2 separate regions of the Homo sapiens genome follow, and region 1 is linked to region 2. The links are chromatin contacts, found by Hi-C or POLR2A ChIA-PET in ENCODE. All regions are on one chromosome and are shown on one strand. The core of a region is the stretch at or near the end of the contact, and the rest is flanking DNA. Distances in the headings are between cores, read along the strand shown. Region 1 holds the start of LINC02354 (long intergenic non-protein coding RNA 2354). Region 2 has its middle 22 kb from the start of LINC02156.

The links. Hi-C counts contacts between places; a loop is a spot of excess contacts on that map. ChIA-PET counts read pairs that join two places held with the same protein, here RNA polymerase II (POLR2A). Pooled maps may share reads with other maps.
Region 1: a pooled map shows a loop between it and region 2 (2.5-fold over the local background). The contact joins the promoter of LINC02354 here to the enhancer-like site in region 2. A Hi-C loop is called at or near these places in 4 of 50 pooled maps. POLR2A ChIA-PET finds 5 or more read pairs at or near these places in 2 of 52 experiments (BJ and activated naive CD4-positive, alpha-beta T cell).

Annotation. Positions count from the first base shown.
Region 1 is chr12:47,827,585-47,830,518 of GRCh38, reverse strand. It overlaps LINC02354 (long intergenic non-protein coding RNA 2354), which reads right to left and starts at 1,362. Exons shown (of 3, transcript XR_007063292.1): 1 at 989-1,362. RefSeq lists an enhancer at 2,224-2,403.
Region 2 is chr12:47,391,995-47,394,894 of GRCh38, reverse strand. No RefSeq gene overlaps it. Among named protein-coding and RNA genes, the nearest start is that of LINC02156, 22 kb to the left of the region's middle. Within about 2 kb of position 1,623, at least 14 of the 41 ENCODE cell types and tissues checked have a DNase peak (open chromatin) inside an H3K27ac peak, as active enhancers do.

The DNA of each region.
Region 1 (2,934 bases), core at 113-2,612, 440 kb before region 2:
TGGAAGAGGAAAGAGGAAGGTGGAGGCTAATGCGCCTGAAGAGGTAATCGGATTCTATCAACCTTCTGCTCAGAGAAGGAGCACTGGGAAGGGCAGGAGAAGGCCAGTTGTCAGGGAAGATGCTGCTCTATGCCTCAATTTCCTTGCCTGCCTGGACACTAAAACGGATCCAGGTCTAGAGATAGATGCTTGAAACCCAAAGGGAGTGGTCACCCTCCTAGAGCAAATTAACCCTTAACACTGGCCTCACCAGCTTTTTCCTTCACCTCTTGAGCCTCTTCCCCAATAAGAGACTGGAAGGGATGAAGAAGAGGTAAAGCTATAAGTCTAAACTTGTGCTGTCCATACAGTAGCCAGTGGCCACATGTGGCTACTAAGCACTTGAAATGTGGCCAGTCAGAATTGAAATGTGCTGTTAGTATAAAATATACACTGGCTTTCAAACACTTAGTATGGAAAAAAAATGTAAAAGATTTCATTAGTAATTTTTTATTTTGATTGCATACCAAAATAATGTTTTAGATTTACTATATTAGGTTACATAAATATACTACTAAAATGAATTTCACCTGTTTATTTTTCCTTTTTTTGATGTGGCTAATAGAAAATAAGTTACATATGTGGCTCACATTCCGTTTCTATTGGACAGCGCTTATCTAGACCCTCCCAGCAGGTGAAGTGTGGGGCTCCAGGCTCGGGAGACAAGGGCAGTACATGACAGACACAGGTGCAGGCCCTACTACAGGTGTGGGCCAGCCAGAGCTCCAACCAGATGTCTCCAGACAGACACTGAAGGACAGATTCTCAGTGGCCAGCCTCACTCAGGCGAAGCAAAGCCAGGCAACATTTCCTGGATAATTCCTTCAGTCTTTGACTTCATGAGGGTCTCTGGACTGAGGCTTAGCTCTCCTGAGCTTGTCCCTGTAGATGCCCCATTATTCTGGAAAAACACTCACCCAGGACCACCCAGACCTTTGGATCCCCTCACCTTGATAGTTCATTGGAAGATTTTTCTATCACTCCACCTGGGCCAGGTCCTGGATCTCTTTCCAGAAGCCCAGAGGTGTCCTTCCTCCTGTCTAGAGCCCTCCCTCCCACGCACTCTGTCTTAGGCTTAGCTCACCACAGGCTGGGAGGGGATGAGAGATGGAGGTGTGCTCAACTTGACCTCGAACTTCCATGTACACTACCTGGGTCACAGGCACATTTTGAGCTCCATTTCTAATGCCTATAGAAGGGAACAGGAGGGGACGAGGGGTGGCAGATATACTCCATTGGGCTGCCCTTCTCTGTCTCATTCTCCTTTTCCTGTGCCCCGGCTGCGCCATTTGAGGGCACTGAAGCTGGGGCCCAGTCTGCGTGGGTCTGCCCCTCCCTCTCCTTGCCTAGATGACTCCACCTCTCCCAGGTCCTGGCTGGGATCCGAAGGCCCCAGGCAAGTGGGGGAAGGGGAGCCACTCCCACTTTCCCAGAAGCTGCTGCTGCCTCTTCCTGTTTTGCTAAAACTCTGGCTCTGGACTCAAGCAAAGAGGGGGAAGTCACCAGCTCCTGCCCCCCGCCCCAAAAGGTCAACCTTGCCCCCCTGGTCCTCTTATTTATAGCCCCCACTACCCACCACCCCCCCACCCCCCGGCCCCAGGCCCTGGCTAAGGAGCTGGATGTCTCCTCCCTCAAATAGCAGCTGTGGCCATTGCCCCAGGGATACAGCCAGATGGGCAGATCACTCCAGATGTGCAGTGTTTCGGGAGGGGAGGCCAGGCCCTTTCTGCAGTCCCTGTGGTACTCCCCGCAGCCTGGTCCTGGTTCCCCTCAACTTCAAGACAACACTTGAGGATTTCAGGAGGATCAGGAAGGTTGCACCTATTTTCCCATTTCTGTAGCCTGGCCAAGCTACCCTGTATACCCTAGAAAGGTCAGCTTGGGCGATAGGCCCTACTGGATTCATTTGCATAAATCAGCTCAGTGCTCACTTTGAGACCTCAAATTATAGAGGAAAACAGGCTTAGGGAGACAGAAGAGACAGGACACTGTCTCTCTTCTATTACTGATGTGAGCATTGGAGCTCTGTCCCTAACAGCCCAATGTGTGCCAGGCACTGTAGTTAAGTACTTCATGTCCCAATCTCATCGGTCCTCGCAAAACCCTAATATAGCAGGCACTTCATACCCTAATCTGCAGATGGGAAACCAAGACTCCTCAAGGTTAAATAATATACGTAAGGTCAAGCAGTGGGGAAGCAACAAGCTCCAGCCCAAGCAGCTCGACACCAAATCCTTGCTCTTAACCACAGTACAACACCTCCTCACTCTGTCCATTCTTCTGGGTACTTTTAAATGATCTCTTTTTTTCTTTCTTTCGTTTTGAGGTGGAGTCTCACTCTGTCACCCGGGCTGGAATGCAGTAGCACGATCTCAGCTCACTGCAAACTCTGCCTTCTGGATTCAAGCAATTCTCCTGCCTCAGCCTCCGGAGTAGCTGAGATTACAGGTGCCTGCCACCACGCCTGGCTAATTTTTGTGTTTTTAGTAGAGACGGGGTTTTGCCATGTTGGCCGGGCTGGTCTTGAACTCCTGACCTCAGGTAATCTGCCCACTTCAGCCTCCCAAAATGCTGGGTTTACAGGTGTGAGCCACCACGCAGGCCTAAATGATCTCTTAAAAGCTCAGTGCAGGGGGCCAGGCATGGTGGCTCACACCTGTAATCCCAGCACTTTGGGAGGCCGAGACAGGTGGATCACCTGAGGTCAGGACTTCAAGACCAGCCTGGCTAACATGGTGAAACCCTGTTTCTACTAAAAATACAAAAAAATTAGCCAGGTGTGGTGGTGTGTGCCTGTAATCCCAGCTACTCGGGAGGCTGAGGCAGGAGAATCGCTTGAACCCGGAAGGCAGTAGTTGCAGTGAGCCGAGATTGCATCATTGCACTCCAGCTTGG
Region 2 (2,900 bases), core at 374-2,873:
CTCACTGAAGGAGTTATTACAAGTGTAGAGAGAAAAATCAAGGATGACTCTTCAGGTCTTTGTGTTTTTTTTTGAGACAGAGTCTCACTCTGTAGCCCAGACTGGAGTGCAGTGGCTTGATCTCGGCTCACTACAAGCTCCGCCTCCCGGGTTCACGCCATTCTCCTGCCTCAGCTTCCTGAGTAGCTGGGACTACAGGCGCCCACCACCACCCCTAGCTATTTTTTTGTAGTTTTAGTAGAGACGGGGTTTCACCGTGTTAGTCAGGATGGTCTCGATTTCCTGACCTTGTGATCCACCCGCCTCGGCCTCCCAAGGTGCTGGGATTACAGGCGTGAGCCACTGCGCCCTGCCGAGAAACACGTTTTTAAGGGGTGCTAAACAAATGCTTTGTTTTGGACAAGGTAAATTTGAGATGTTTCTTAAACAAAGTCCAAGTGGATCTGGAGCTCTGGAGTATAGTCAAAGCCTGAGTTAAAAATGCTAGGAATTCCTAGCATGAGGTTGGCTTTTAACTCTATGGAGGGGCACGGTGAGACTACAGGGTGAAATGAACATCATGTGGCATCTCAGAGGAAAATCCCCTCTTTTTCCCCATCTCTTCCTCTACAACCTACACTCACCTCGGGATGTGATTCACTCAGACTCTAGGCCCACGTCCTCCCCTTGGTCCCCTGCCTCTTCAGTCTTTCTCCTCCCCTCACCCTTCCCCTCAGTTGGTGTTACAAAAGTTCAAGTAACCGGGGAAGAGAGAATTTTCCTGAGAAAGGAAAAAGGTGGCAAAGGTAGGTAGGGAGGTGGTGGGGCTGGTTCTTGGAAAATTCTCTTTGACTGTAAAAGGGGAAACAAAAGCAGCACACAATCCAGTTAGTACCAGTGCACATACTAATACTTTTTGACCTGTCACACTTTTATTGTGGTTGTTTCTGATGAGCTGCCCCTGGAATTTTCTTGAAAGCAAGAAAAATTCCTATGTTCCTAGGGAATTCCACCATTACGTTAAACCAGAGAGAGCTTAACAAAATATATTTGTTGGATAAATTGCCTTTTCATCAAAAGTACTAAATTACCTGTGTATTTATTCAATATTTAATAATTCAACAGCAGTGGAGTAAATGTTTACTGAGCCAGTACAGTATATTTGTGGATGTGTGCACATGCGTGTGTGTGTGCGTGACTTGAACACTCATAAGTAGACTCCTACATTGTGGAAGCAATGATATTTGGGAGTAGAAGAAGAATCCTGTCTGATTAAACCATCTCTTCATTGTTTAAGTGTTGGCACCCTTTACTGGTAAGTACTTGTTTTTCAATAACAAGGATGGGATGTTGGAATGAAGCTCTGGCAATCCCTGGTAATGAAACTGAAGAGCAAACGTGGCTTCCCCCTCAGATATTTTTGGCAATTAATTCACTTATATCCAACCTCTAACAGATGTAGCACTTGGGGGGAAAGAATAACTTCCTTCGTGCCTAGATTCCTTATCTTCTCATAATTAAATCATAAACAAAATAAAAGATGAAATGAAATATACATCATTGCCTTAAGAAGAAATAGAAATGCAAATGAAACGGCACAATCTGTGGATTGACAGACTCACCAGGAGTTCGCATCTGGGACTTGGCTGGCTTCCAGAGTATTTGCTTGTTCATTTCCTTACCCTCTCCTCCCTCCTCTTTCAGTCTCATTGCTTTGCCCTGACTTGAGTCCCTCTGCTCTTTCTTATCTTGCCCTGGATGGCTATTTCTCTTTCTTTTGTACGATGAGTATTTTCACATTTCCTTAGGACAGTACTGCAAAATAAGGTCAGGTTATAAAAAGAAATTATATATTCTGCTGGCAAAATAACAAATTGACAAGTCAACGAGGGCCTAGGCAAATTGATTTTTGAAAAAAACGATATGGACAATGTAGTACCTTTCTTTTAGGAAACACTACACTGCATGTTCTTCACTTTGGGGACTATTTAGAGACCCAAAGACATATGATAGTTTGAAATAGGATAGGTTTTACTCACAGCTGGGGACCAAGTGCCACAGGCTCTAAAATAAGTTTTCTACTTCCTCTACCTCAGTGACTAAAATTTCTACTTGAGGACAATATTAGTAATGCTGTATACTTCATTGGTGTTGCTGATTCTATTATTATAAATATAGTTTTAAACTACACATTTGTATGTCTTTGTTCGGCTCACTACTGCTCTTTTTTTTTGAGATGGGGTCTTGCTCTGTTGCCCAGGCTGGAGTGCAGTGGTGTGATCTTGGCTCACTGCAACCTCCGCCTCCTGGTTCAAGCAATTCTCCTGTCTCAGCCTCCCGAGTAACTGGGATTACAGGCACGTGCCACCACACTTGATACATTTTTGTATTTTTAGTAGAGATGGGGTTTTGCCATATTGGCCGGTCTGGTTTCGAACTCCTGACCTCAGGTGATCCGACCACCTCTTCCTCCCAAAGTGCTGGGATTACAGGCTTGAGCCACCGCACCCAGCCTCCACTACTGCTTTGAAGTGCCCTCCTTTTGTGCCACACACTGAACTAAAGCACGATGACACTATCTTTCCTGGTTCTCATAAAACCCTGGGAGGAAGGCATTGCTATGCCTGTTTAACAGATGAGGCGTCTGAGTATTGGAGAAAACTCATCTAACTCTTCTTATGTGTAGCAGAGCTAGGAGTTCTGATTGGACCCTCCTGGCATTCTAGCCCAGTTGAGGTCTGACTATTTTAGTGATTTGTTGGGGGATCCTCCTAAGCATAGGTGTATGCTTGCCAAAATAGCCCTCTGTGAGCCTTGGCTTATTCATCCGACTAGCTTTATTAGAGAACCGGATCTCAAGGAGGTGGGTGGGAGGTAGGTGAGAACTCTGGGAGATGGAAAGGGAGAAGGAACAGAAGCAG